Regions from separate parts of the Homo sapiens genome. Here region 2 is linked to region 1. A link is a contact called in ENCODE Hi-C or POLR2A ChIA-PET data. All regions are on one chromosome and are shown on one strand. Each heading gives the region's core, a stretch centred on a gene start or an enhancer-like site at or near the end of the contact. The rest is flanking DNA. Distances are from core to core; before and after follow the strand shown. Region 1 has its middle 97 kb from the start of LINC02881. Region 2 has its middle 56 kb from the start of LINC02881.

Region 1 (5,817 bases), core at 1,144-3,643:
TTCCTTCCTGACTCATGGAGCTCATAGCTGGGCTGCTGCTCCTGCATTAGCATGCAGCCAGTGCATCTCAGTTTGAAATCTGAGAGCAAAGAGCAGCGGCCTCAACCGTGAAAAACAAACCCAATACAATTCCCGGTTGGAGCTTGTGGGTTCTTCTCTAAAACCCACAGGCTCAGCTTCCCAGCTTTGCCTTGAGTCCATCTATAAATTACTTTTATAGGAATGTTATCATGTTATTGAAAAGCAATAAAGACTTGCTAGACATGCAGCTCTACTGTTTCTGCAATCTTGTGTGGATGGCTTCTATGTGCTACCTCACCCATCTTCATCCAAGCTACTCAAGCCCCTTAATACCTCCTGGTGGATCTTTCCCTTAATCACCTTTTAGCTTAAGAACAAAGAATCCACTCCAAATGGAATAATATTACTACCAGATTATTCTTATATCTCAATATCTATAGGGAGCTAACAGCTGGGTCAAAGAACATAAATAACATGTGGATTTTATTTGAGAGTGAACTCTTACCAACAGGGAAGCTGCTGCCTCCTAATGTTTCTATAAAGTCTCTTGGTGTTTTGTACAGGGATTGCTTTCAAACACATGAGATCTCAACTACTCTTCAACTTTGCAGACTGCTTTCCTCTTTGAGCTCTGATAGAAAATAATCCACAGGGCTGGGTGCCACCTCCTTCCCCTAGGGGCTGCACGGTCCCCTGCTGTGCGGCTGCAGAGCCACCTGCCCTCCCTGGGACTGTCCCACTTGCTCTGGGGGGCCACAAGGAGGCAGGGAGGGCAGGATGCCTCACAGGCCCTCAGCTCACTATTGCTGCTCTGCTACCCAGGCCGTCATTGAAGGGGCTACTGGGCAGTCTGCTTCCAGGCTCCATCCAACGTCCAGGTCTCCTCTTCAGCCTGAGACTGAAGCTGACCACGTCATTCCATCTAAAATCCCTTATGGAACCTATTGTTTGCAGGATGAAGTCTCAGATCCTCCCTTGGAACCTGGATGTGCCTGGGTCCCACCCTGCCTGCCTCTCACCTGGTCTCCTGACCCTCTCCAGCTTTTCCTAAGGTTGCCTAGAGCTGGGGGGCTTCTCCTGAGCCCACCCACAGGGCTGCAGCTCCCCCACATGTTGCTGGAGCTGTTTCCTTTCCTTTACATAATTTCTTATTCTTTTTCTCCACCTGAATAACTACATACTTATCCTTCAGGATGCACGTGTGTGTGTGTGTGCATGTGTGTATACATGTGCTGCATGCTTCCCTAAAAGAGAAGAGAAATGCTTCCAGTGACAATGAAACAGTGGCAGTGGGACAGAGCAGAAAGCTGGGGTCAGCCCCAGGGACTTCTCCACTGCCACCTCCTCTTGTGTAATTTAGGGGTGTATTAGTCTGCTAGGGCTGCCATAACAAGAAGCCACCAGCTGTGTGGCTTAAGCAACAGAAATGTATTTTTTCACCATGCTGGAGGCTGGAAGCCCAAGATCAAGGTGTTGCAAGGTTGGTTTCTCCTAAGGCCTCTCTCCTTGCCTTGCAGATGCTGCCTTCTCCCTGTATCTTCACGTGGTCTGTGTGTGCCTGTGTCCTAATATCCTCTTCTTATAAGGACTCCAGTCATATGGGATTAGGCCCCCGCAACAACTCCATCTTACCTTAATCACCTCTTTAAAGGTCTTCCCTCCAAATGCAGTCTCATTCTGTGAAATGGGGATCAAGATTTCAACACATGGATTTTGTGGGACAAGTTCAGCCCACACTGGGAAGCGGTCCTTTCTCCAACCTGGCCTCAGTTGCTCTTTCCCTCTGTAATAGGACTGTTGGGGGCTCATGACAGTAATCTTGTGGGTCCTCTGCTGCTTTCAATTTTCTGGAAGAAGAGTCAGGCAAGGTGAACCCAGAGCTGAAGCCATTCCATCCTTTTGCTGTTCTGTCAGAAAATGAGCCAGGCGTGTCAGACAGGCTTATCTGTGTGGTGCCTGAGTCCTCACTCTGCTTTCTTTTCCCTCTCTCGCAGAGAGAGATAGAGGAGCGAACCAGAGGAGGTGGGAGGTGAAAATGCCCAGATCCCTATATGGTCCACAAAGCAGGGGACCCAGCATTGAAAGGCTTAGAACAAAGAGAGCGAGTGGAGGGAAGAGGATAAGGGCACTAGTGTGAGTGTCCAGGCCTCCAGATAACAAGAAAAGCCATTTGACCCACAGTGGCTGGGGAAGTTAAGTGGCCTCTCAGGAGGGGCCGGGGGCCTCTCCTTCCTTCCCTCTAGTCTTTAGGGATGGCTCCAGCACATGCCACTGTCAACACAAGAGATAATAACTGCTCACTTCTGGGGTATCCCACTGGGGTGCCCAGGGTTGCAGGGCCCAGCCTGCAGACATCTCTTTTTGTGGGTCTCTGAGTCATCCTCCAGATGTCTGCCCTGGAGAAAATCAGGCATGGAGCCCAGGGGCTGCGGTGTGCACTTTGGAACAGGAAACATCTAACATTGCTTAAAAAAATAAAAGACTCTGCTGTGTTTACTTTTGAAACAACTTGCCAGCCCATCCTGGCAAACTGGAAGGCAGAATAACTTAATGGTTTTGGAGCAGATAGAACTCTGGTGTCCAAGTTCAAGTCCAGCTCTAGAGTCATGCTCCTTACAGTGGCCCAAGGACTGAGTGTGGATTCTGTCACGAACAGTATTTATGTGGTCATAGTCACAAATGCTCTTTAGTGATTTTCCTCTGTAAACACCCAGGTGTGGACAAGGGCATAGAACGCTCCACTATTGTTATCACAAAGGAACGGCTAAGCTGGCACTTTGCAGAGGTGCTCTCCAGTGAGAAGCGTGGCTGACCCTTCCCCAGGCTTGGACAGGCCCCCAACCCATATGCCCCTTCTGTAGGTCTCCACCTGCAGCTGTGGAGGCTTCACACAGAATGCAGTTCACATTTGGGGTTGTCACAGGTACACATTGTGATGGGATTTGCTATGTGCTTGGAGAAAGGAACAGCTTGTACTAATTCTGCAAGGTATCCATGGGCTGTGAGGTGCTGAGTAGACCTCAGGGGCAGTGACACCTGGTTACTCACATGCTTCCCTCTGCACTGGGAGCCCACCGGGCGCCAGCCAAGTCTGAAAAGCTTGTGGTGGGTCCCAGCTTGTACACAAGGCCTGGCACAAGATAGACATCAATGTGATGAAAGAAAGGAACTAGTGGAGATCTGGGGATGAGAAGAGTCCCTGGAGGGAGTGCAGGGAGAGCAGGTGAGCGGGGCTGAAGGCAGAGAGGAGGAGAGGAGAGCTGGCCTGCAGGTCACAAGAGCGTGAGCTGTCACCGGAGCCAGCAGGCATGCAACCTTCAGCAAGGCCTCAGCCTCTGCGCCCTCAGGTTTCCTCATCAGAGCACGAGGGCAGGAACAGCAACTCCAGCAAGGACTCTTGTCAGAGAAGTGATTGAATTGATATTTTGTTTTTTAAGTTATTAAAATGTTTATTTAAATTGATAGCTAATATTATATATATATTTATTGAGTACAACATGATGTTTTGAAGTGTACATACATTGTGGAATGACTAAATCTAGCTAATTAACATGTGCATCACCCCACCTAGATATGATATTTGTGGTAGGAACACTATACATCCACTTATTCCTTTATCTAACTGACATTTTCTATCCTTTGATCAACATCTCCCCAATCCCCCAGTACCACTCCCCAACCCCCTGATAACCATCATTCTACTCTCTGCCTCCATGAGATCAACTTTGTTAGATTCTATATATGAGCTAATACGTCTTTTGTTTTGTTTTGTTTTGTTTTGTTTTGTTTTCCTTTCTTTTCAGACAGGGTCTTGCTCTGTTGCCCAGGCTGAAGTGCAATGGTGCGATATCAGCTCACTGTAGCCTTGACCGCCCAGCAATCCTCCTACCTTAGCCTCCCAAGTGGCTGGTACAACAGGCACATGCCACCATGCCTGGCTAATTTTTCTTTATTATTTGTGTAGAGACAGCATTTTACTACATTGCCCAGGCTGTTCTTGAGGCTCAAGTAATCCTCCCACCTCAGCCTCCCAAAGTGGTGGCATTACAGGCATGAGCCACCACACCTGGCCATGGGCTAGTTTTTCTAAAGTGCTTAGAATAGCACCAGGCACAGAGATGGCAGGATACAAGTGTTTAATAAACTATACAAACGAAAAGAAGAATGTTAACCTTGACAACGTGAAATTAAACATGAGGTGATAGAATTTGGAAGTCGGAAGGCGGAGGGAGAGGGAGGCACCAATGCAGCTTGCTCAGAAGTGCTTTTGAGGAGACCTCGGTGACGGGCTTAGTCTTCTGGGCATTCACAGCCTCCGCAATAGGATACCAATCTTCTGTCCAAGTGCATCGACACTATTGCCTTTTCTTAAGGTGCAAGCTTACTGGACTCTTTTTTCCAAATGCAAGGAAAGCAGAGAACTACGGCCATCCGACTGGAGGATGCCCCTCATCTTGCCAAGCCTTGTGATGTGCACATAGCTGTTGCCTCCCTCTCTCCCTTCCCAGGGTCTTCTTCCTCCTGACTCTTGACATCTATCATGTGACTTCTGGGTCTCCCACATGTAAAATCATGTCAACCCACCCCTGGGCAAAGCAAAAGACAAGGGCCACATTCACGCAGGTTCCAAGTCTGGAACTTTCTAGGCAGGAAGTGGTAGGTAAGAGTTGGAGACAGACACACCAGGAAAATCATGTGGTCTCAGCTCCAACAACTGTGGCCAAGGTGCCTTCCCTTCCTGCCCCTGGGAGGCTGGGACCTTTCAGGACCCTCCAGGATGCAGCAATGGGGCTAGGGGAGGCAGGGTGTCATTGCTGGCCCAGGTGCTGTCTTCTGGGATGTGTGTCTCAACAAAAGTCCTCCTCCATTCTCACCTATGAAGAAAATTTCACTCAAATAAATGTTTTCATCCTGTCACAGAAACTCCCTTAGCCCTCGGACTAGGGAGTTTCTCTGCAGAGAATGGTCTCTCACTCTCATGATTAAGGGGATTTAATCTTCCCAAATGCATTTGTTTATTTTGGTAAGAAAACCTAAGAGAAAGGCATCTTGTCTGTCCATTCCATATGTGGTTCATTCTCAGGGCAGGCCAGGAGCTTGGGCTCTGGAGGAAGGGCCTGGCCTCAGATTGCACTGAGTGCCTGCTGAGGCTTCAAGAGGGTGCCTGGGTTCATGGAAGGTGGCTGAGGTTATCTTCACACAGCCACCACCAGCCAGGGTTCCTGCTTTCCACCTACTAAGACGACCTGTTTTTGTAATATCTAAGTTTGTTCTAACTCTTGCATTGGGCAAAAAAAATGATAGGAAAAGTACAACAAAAATACTCAGAAGCTTGTCAAAGTAAGAGATGAAGACTCAACCCTAGGGCTGGGTTCAGTCTGTTCTTCCCTCTGCTCCTCACTGTCTGAAACCTTGCACAGCTGTGTGTGGGCAGAGTGGGGAGGGCTGGGTCACACAGGCCTAACAGGACCAGAAATTCTCCAACTCATCCTGCCAGAAATGAAAGAGACGGGTAGCCTCCGTATCACAAAATGTAGAATCTGGAAGTTTGAGGGTAGCTGCGTTCTGAATTTGGAAGTGAGTGAGCAGTCTCTGGCCCTGGATCTCTTGGTGAGGAACAGCTGCCGCTGGGGAGGCTGAGGTCATGGGCCTGTTCCCTGCCTCTGTGCTTACTAGTAATGACAATGAACAACATCTGCCCGTGCCCTGCCTCTTCAAGCATGACCTCTAGAGCAGCCTGTGGGCCTTCTTGCTCCGTGGGTATGTAGGTGGGTGGCTCTCAGGGCAGCTGTCCTG
Region 2 (5,817 bases), core at 1,422-3,921, 41 kb after region 1:
TTATTATTGAGATGGAGTTTCGCTCTTGTCACTGGACGGGAGCCTCTAAACGCTGCTGCTTCCACTCTGCCATCTTGGCCCCGCCCCTCTCTTCTTCCTGTTAACCTGCATGGAAGGAGGGCAGGCTTTTCCCCTGCAGTGGCTGCTTGTTCTATATGGAAAAACAAAAGAAAACAAAAACGTCTTTGCTGTACCACCGTCAACCCACTGCCAACACCGTGTTGTGTGTGCAAATGAAACTGCTTTTCTCAAGTCAATTTGATGAACATCTCGGTTAAAAATAATGGTTCTACTATCCCTTTTCATGGCCAGAGCCTTTGAGGCATCATTAGGCTGAACAACATGCAAGAACTTATGCAAGCCTGGGCTGTCAGAGTACCAGCAGGGAGCTCCTGGTGTAGTTTGAGAGCCAAGTGGTGAGGGTTTGGCAGCTTGGAGCAAAGCTACCTCTCTTCCGTCTTGAAAACATGGTGAGATGACCAATGGGCCTCCTGTGTTCAGCTGTTTCTCATGATTTCTGTATGCTTACGTATTTGGGAGCTGGAATCTCACTCTTCTGCTATTGAAGCCTGATTTGGCAGCTTACTGCTTGGTAGTCTGAGTGCATTCCCTAACTTCCTTGTCTGTTTTCTCAACATGTAAAACTGGGAAAACACAAGTATCTATCTCATTGTGAAGAGAATTCAAAGGATTTAATGCCTAAAAGTGTTTCTTACAGTTGTGTGTAATTAGTTTCCTTGAACAGATTCTTATCCTGGAGTCTGGTAACAAAGGTATAAATAACGAAGAACAGAATTCATTCAAAACCGTAACTGAGGCTGCAGGAGGCTTAGCTCAGAGTTACTCCCTGTTGAAGCACTGTTCATCCTCAGAGGTGGCAAAACCCTGGAGAAATTCTTTTCTATTGTTATTTTAAATATATTTTTATTTAATTTTTGTTGGTGCACAGTAGGTGTACATATTTATGGGGTACATGAGACGTATTGATATAGGCATGCAATGTGTAATAATGACATCAAGGAGAATGGGGTAGCCATTCCCTCAAGCATTTATCCTTTGTGTAATAAACCATCCAATTATGCCCTTTTAGCTATTTTACTGGGAACTTCTTAATCTTCGGGCAAATACCGAAATTGTTAGCAGAGCCTACAGGTTTCTACATTGAGAAGAAGCCTTGGAGAACGTGTGCAAGTGTTGCAGAGCCAGGAGATGAGCAGCTCATCACACCCAACAGCCCCTACCTGCCCCTGGACGGACTGACTTCCAGGGTCAGGGTACAGCGCTGACCTAGGTCTGGCCTGGTTTTGCTTGGTTTGGGGCCCTGATTTGTCATGTCTGACACCTGCTCTCAAAGAAGAGCCTGGCTATGTCATCGCAGCTCCAGGTATGACCCAGGCTGCTCTTAGATCCATTGCTAATGGAAACTTTATCCAATGCCTTTCCCCCGGTTCTTGTTTTGGTTCCTTAACTGTAACTCACTGTCCACATCCTAGCTGCTAGACAAGGGTTCTGTTTATCTGGCAAGCTCAGGATAGTGGGCTCTGTGAGGGGATAGGGCTGGGGTGATCATCTGTGCGCCATGTGCTGGGTGATTTACGTAGAAATCGGCTATTTCAACCCTTAGCATTCTCTGTATAGCATTATCACCAAATTACAGAAAAGAAAACTGAGCTTTACAGTGGGCAAGTAGGTTAGCTAGTGAGGAGCAGGACTGGGGTTCCAGCCTAGACCTGGGTAAATCTCAAGCCAGTGCTTGTTCCAGGGCACAGCCTTGCAGCGGCACCGAGAGGAAGATTGGCTAGGAGTCTAGACCTCATCCTGGCTTCCTCTCCCTCCTTCTCATCATGTTTCCTGTATTCCTTAGAAAGACTGCTCTGTGAGGTCGGGTGTGGTGGCTCACACCTGTAATCCCAGCACTTTTGGGAGGCCGAGGCAGGTGGATCACTTGAGGCCAGGAGTTCAAAACCAGCCTGGCTAACATGGTGAAACCCTGTCTCCACTAAAAATAAAAAATAAGCTGGGCGTGGTGACGGGCACCTGTAATCCCTGCTACTCAGGAGGCTGAGGCAGGAGAATCTCTTGAACCTGGGAGGTGGAGGTTACACTGAGCAGAGATCATGCACTGCACTCCAGCCTGGGCAACAGAGCGAGACTCTGTCTCAAAAAAAAAGACTACTCTGTGAAGAGTTAACTATTGTGAAGACCTCACCTTCACTTGACAAGACCTGTGGTGCTGCTCAGAGGATTTGTTATAGTGCTGGAGGTTGTGGGTGCCCTCTCCTCAGACCTGATGTTGTTAATAGGTACCCGGATTTAAAGCACACAGTGAATGGGGTCAGGGCTATGTCTTCATCCTAGCCAGCAATATTACAAAATCTTGTTTTGATGCTCATGCTGGCTCAGAAAACTCCACCCACTTCTCAGTAAACTCACTCTAGGGACCTGCTGTCCAATGGTAGTCAATACCATAATCTTTATGGAGAGAAGGTAAATGCAGCCTGGTTGCAGGGCTACTCACCAAGGACTGGGGAGAGAAGGATGGAGTCCCAAAAGAGGTTTGCCTGCTTCTCTCCCAGACCATGGCCCTAGGGAATCTGTTTCAAAAGTGTAGCTCATGCATTGCGGCCCAGATTCCTAACATCTGTCCAGCTGTGTGGTCGCCAGGGCCTCCAGCTGCCAGTCAGATGGGAACTTGAAAGGTGACGTGACCTTCAGATAAACAAAGCAAGAGCTGAGGTAACAGCAAACATCAGGCAAATATTTGCCATAGGAACTGCGTTTGAACTCTCCCCCGTGGTGTAGGTCCAGGTTTGCTAGCACAACCTGACCTCGGCAACCTTGCCCTCTACTTGTTGTTTTGAGATAATTCATTTTAGTGTGTAGGTTTTCCACAGGCTCTGCTTGAGTCAATAAGTGATCTCATGACCCCAGAGCATTCTATTTGGGGCTCCTCTACAGGAAGCCCAACATGGCTCCAGGGCAGGTGGGTAATCTTTTCTTTTCTGGATGGAACACACCTAGATACTTTAGTTATGGTACTCATGTCTTAGGAAGAGTGTAAAAAACTGAAGAAGTAATTAAGAACATCTTGAACCATAAGGTGGCTCAGATGGAATGAAATGGATGAGTTTACCTTGAAAGCAACACATCTCTTAGCCCACTACTTCTTGGTTCATGCACTGTTGCTTTTCTATGGCTGATAGAAAGTAATCTTGATTATCAGAAGATGTGGGTCTATTATTAAGGCTATCATTAAGAAGACAGAGGAGGAAGTGGGAAGAAAAGGAAGAAGGATGAAGAGAGAAGGAGATGGAAAACAGGAAGGAGATGAAGAAGGAGAAGGAGGCATGGGGAGGGGAAAGCAGGGAGAAAGAGGAGGAAGAGAAGAAGAAGGTGGCAGAGAAAAGAAGGAAGAGAAGAGAACTGATATCTACTGAGTGCCCACTGCATGCCAACAATTTTGCATGAATTATCTTATTCAATCATGAAAACAGTCCTTTAATTTAGGCACTAGTAGTTCCCCATTTTTCAGATGAGAACCTCACTCCTAGAGAGGGTTGATAACTTCTCCCAAGTCACACATCCAGGAGTTACAGGGCTGGAACTGCGCCACTCAGGATGGTGTGACCCCACAGCTCCACCTCCATCTGTGCTTGCTCTAGAGGCCTGTATCTACACAGAACACCACTGTTGGGGAAGGGGAGGTTTCATTGGCCAGTGGTGATGCATCAATATTGGACAAATGCCCAGTTATTAACAGAGAGAATACCTTTAACTTCTAGCCTATACTGAAAAAAGGAAGGCTTAGTACCCAGAACTCTCTGCTAATAAGATTTTTATTCATTCAGAATTTTTTTGAGAAAGTAAACTTCCAGGAGAGTCCATAAGGCCTATGACATTAAATTAAATCTTTTGCACGTTCTGAATTATCAGACCCAGACCCAAGGAATGGGAAATTATATTTGGAATCATTTCCCCAAAGCCCCATCAAATAGTGTAGTCATCAGAATAACCTGGGGAGTCTGAATCCTGAATCGGTGTTCTCGTGGATTCTGGTCCTGGTTCTGGCAGTCACTGGGCAGGCAGCCTTGGAGGGGCCCCTTAAATATTCAGTCCCCTCATCTATATGGTGGGTGGTTTAGGCTCCTTGTGTCCTGAAAGATAAGATAAGCACATTTCAATACATACTGAAACTGAAGGGATGGTCACAATCACCACCCTTGAGTCTCCAGCTGGCTTGGGAAGGTGAAGGAAAGAGACAGACAAGGTGCTCCTGGGCCAGTTGAAGGAGGGACCCTCCTGGTGTGGGGATAAGTAAAGGGCAGACGTGCAGAGTCAATGATGTTTTACCTGGAACCCAAGGAATGGGTGAAAGGTGAACAGAAAGCATTCTAGCCAGAGGGAAAGAGCAGGGGTGAGGCCTGGAGGCAGGAGAGAAGCTGCCATGTAATTGATCATTGGACAGGGCTTGTTGAGAATTACACCAGGGCCTCAGGCATAAGCCAGGACACTGCCAGGCAAGCCAGGTGAATGTCATCCTAAACACAGGCTGCACTAATATTCTTGGTTTTCATCCTCAAAGAGATTAGGGTTACCTGGCAGGCTTCTTTTATTTATTTCTTTTTTCACAGGTTGTATGTCTTTTTTTTTTTTTTTTTTTTTTTTTTTTTGAGACGGAGTCTCGCTGTCGCCCAGGCTGGAGTGCAGTGGCGCAATCTCGGCTCACTGCAGGCTCCGCCCCCTGGGGTTCACGCCATTCTCCTGCCTCAGCCTCCCGAGTAGCTGGGACTACAGGCGCCCGCCACCTCGCCCGGCTAATTTTTTGTATTTTTAGTAGAGACGGGGTTTCACCGTGTTAGCCAGGATGGTCTCGATCTCCTGACCTCGTGATCCGCCCGCCTCGGCCTCCCAAAGTGCTGGGATTACAGGTGTGAGCCACCGCGCCCGGCCGGTTGTATGTCTTATTTGTATCTTCTGACATATCATTCACATATAGTAAAGTGCACAGATGTGAAGTTCACACCTTGATGTGTGTCTACCTGTTTATACACCCAGGTAACTGTCACCGGATCAAGACTTGGGGCATTTCCACATCTGCAGAAGGCTCCCTTCTTCCCCTCAGTCCTGCCCTCCCCACCCCAGGGGAGACACTTTCTGGACTCTACCAAACTTCTAAATGGAGTCATGTGCTGTGTGCATTGCAGGACTCTAGTGCCAGGGAGGGGTTGATGTGATCCCTTTGATTTGTATTTGGAAAGATGGTACCCTGCTGTCTGCAGCATGGAGAATGAATAGGAGGGGCCCCACTTGCAGCTGGAAGATGAGATGGAGGCTGTTCAGTCCTCAGGACCTAGGACACAGGGGCCTGAATGGGGAAAGGATGGAAAATAGTGGCAGACGGTGGTTAAATCAACCAGACCTGGTGGCTGTGTGTGGGTACGGGGGATAGAAGAACTAACGCTGGTTCCTGGGCTGCTGTCTTGGTGCCTGGGAATCGGGGCAGAGAAGCTGTGCATTGAGCCAAGGAACCTGGAGAAGGAAACCCAGAGGAGGAGGATGGGAGTGACTTGGGGCCTGGGGCTTGTTGAGTTTGAGATGCTTGGTACTGCCAGGTGGAGGGGCTGCACAGGTGGATGGACTGAGACACCAGTCAAGCAATGGGCACATCCATAATGCTGGGCAAACAGACAGAGCTGTGATCATGAGACAATTGCTCTGGGAGAAAGAAATTAATAAGAAAGCAGTCAGAACTCAACAGTCATGAGTCTCATAAAGATGTTTCAGTCAGTGATGGACCAAATATACAATTGTGGTCAC

Evidence for each region. Hi-C counts contacts between places; a loop is a spot of excess contacts on that map. ChIA-PET counts read pairs that join two places held with the same protein, here RNA polymerase II (POLR2A).
Region 2: a loop to region 1 is called in a map of HepG2, with 3 times the contacts of the local background. The contact joins two enhancer-like sites. A Hi-C loop is called at or near these places in 1 of 168 maps with a recorded cell type or tissue (HepG2). POLR2A ChIA-PET finds 5 or more read pairs at or near these places in 1 of 52 experiments (HepG2).

What each region holds. Positions count from the first base shown.
Region 1 is chr10:44,193,223-44,199,039 of GRCh38, forward strand. No RefSeq gene overlaps it. Among named protein-coding and RNA genes, the nearest start is that of LINC02881, 97 kb to the right of the region's middle. RefSeq lists enhancers at 283-784, 785-1,284, 2,965-3,134, 5,504-5,613 and a cis regulatory region at 3,050. Within about 2 kb of position 2,394, at least 4 of the 41 ENCODE cell types and tissues checked have a DNase peak (open chromatin) inside an H3K27ac peak, as active enhancers do.
Region 2 is chr10:44,234,225-44,240,041 of GRCh38, forward strand. No RefSeq gene overlaps it. Among named protein-coding and RNA genes, the nearest start is that of LINC02881, 56 kb to the right of the region's middle. RefSeq lists enhancers at 1-533, 534-1,187. Within about 2 kb of position 2,672, at least 2 of the 41 ENCODE cell types and tissues checked have a DNase peak (open chromatin) inside an H3K27ac peak, as active enhancers do.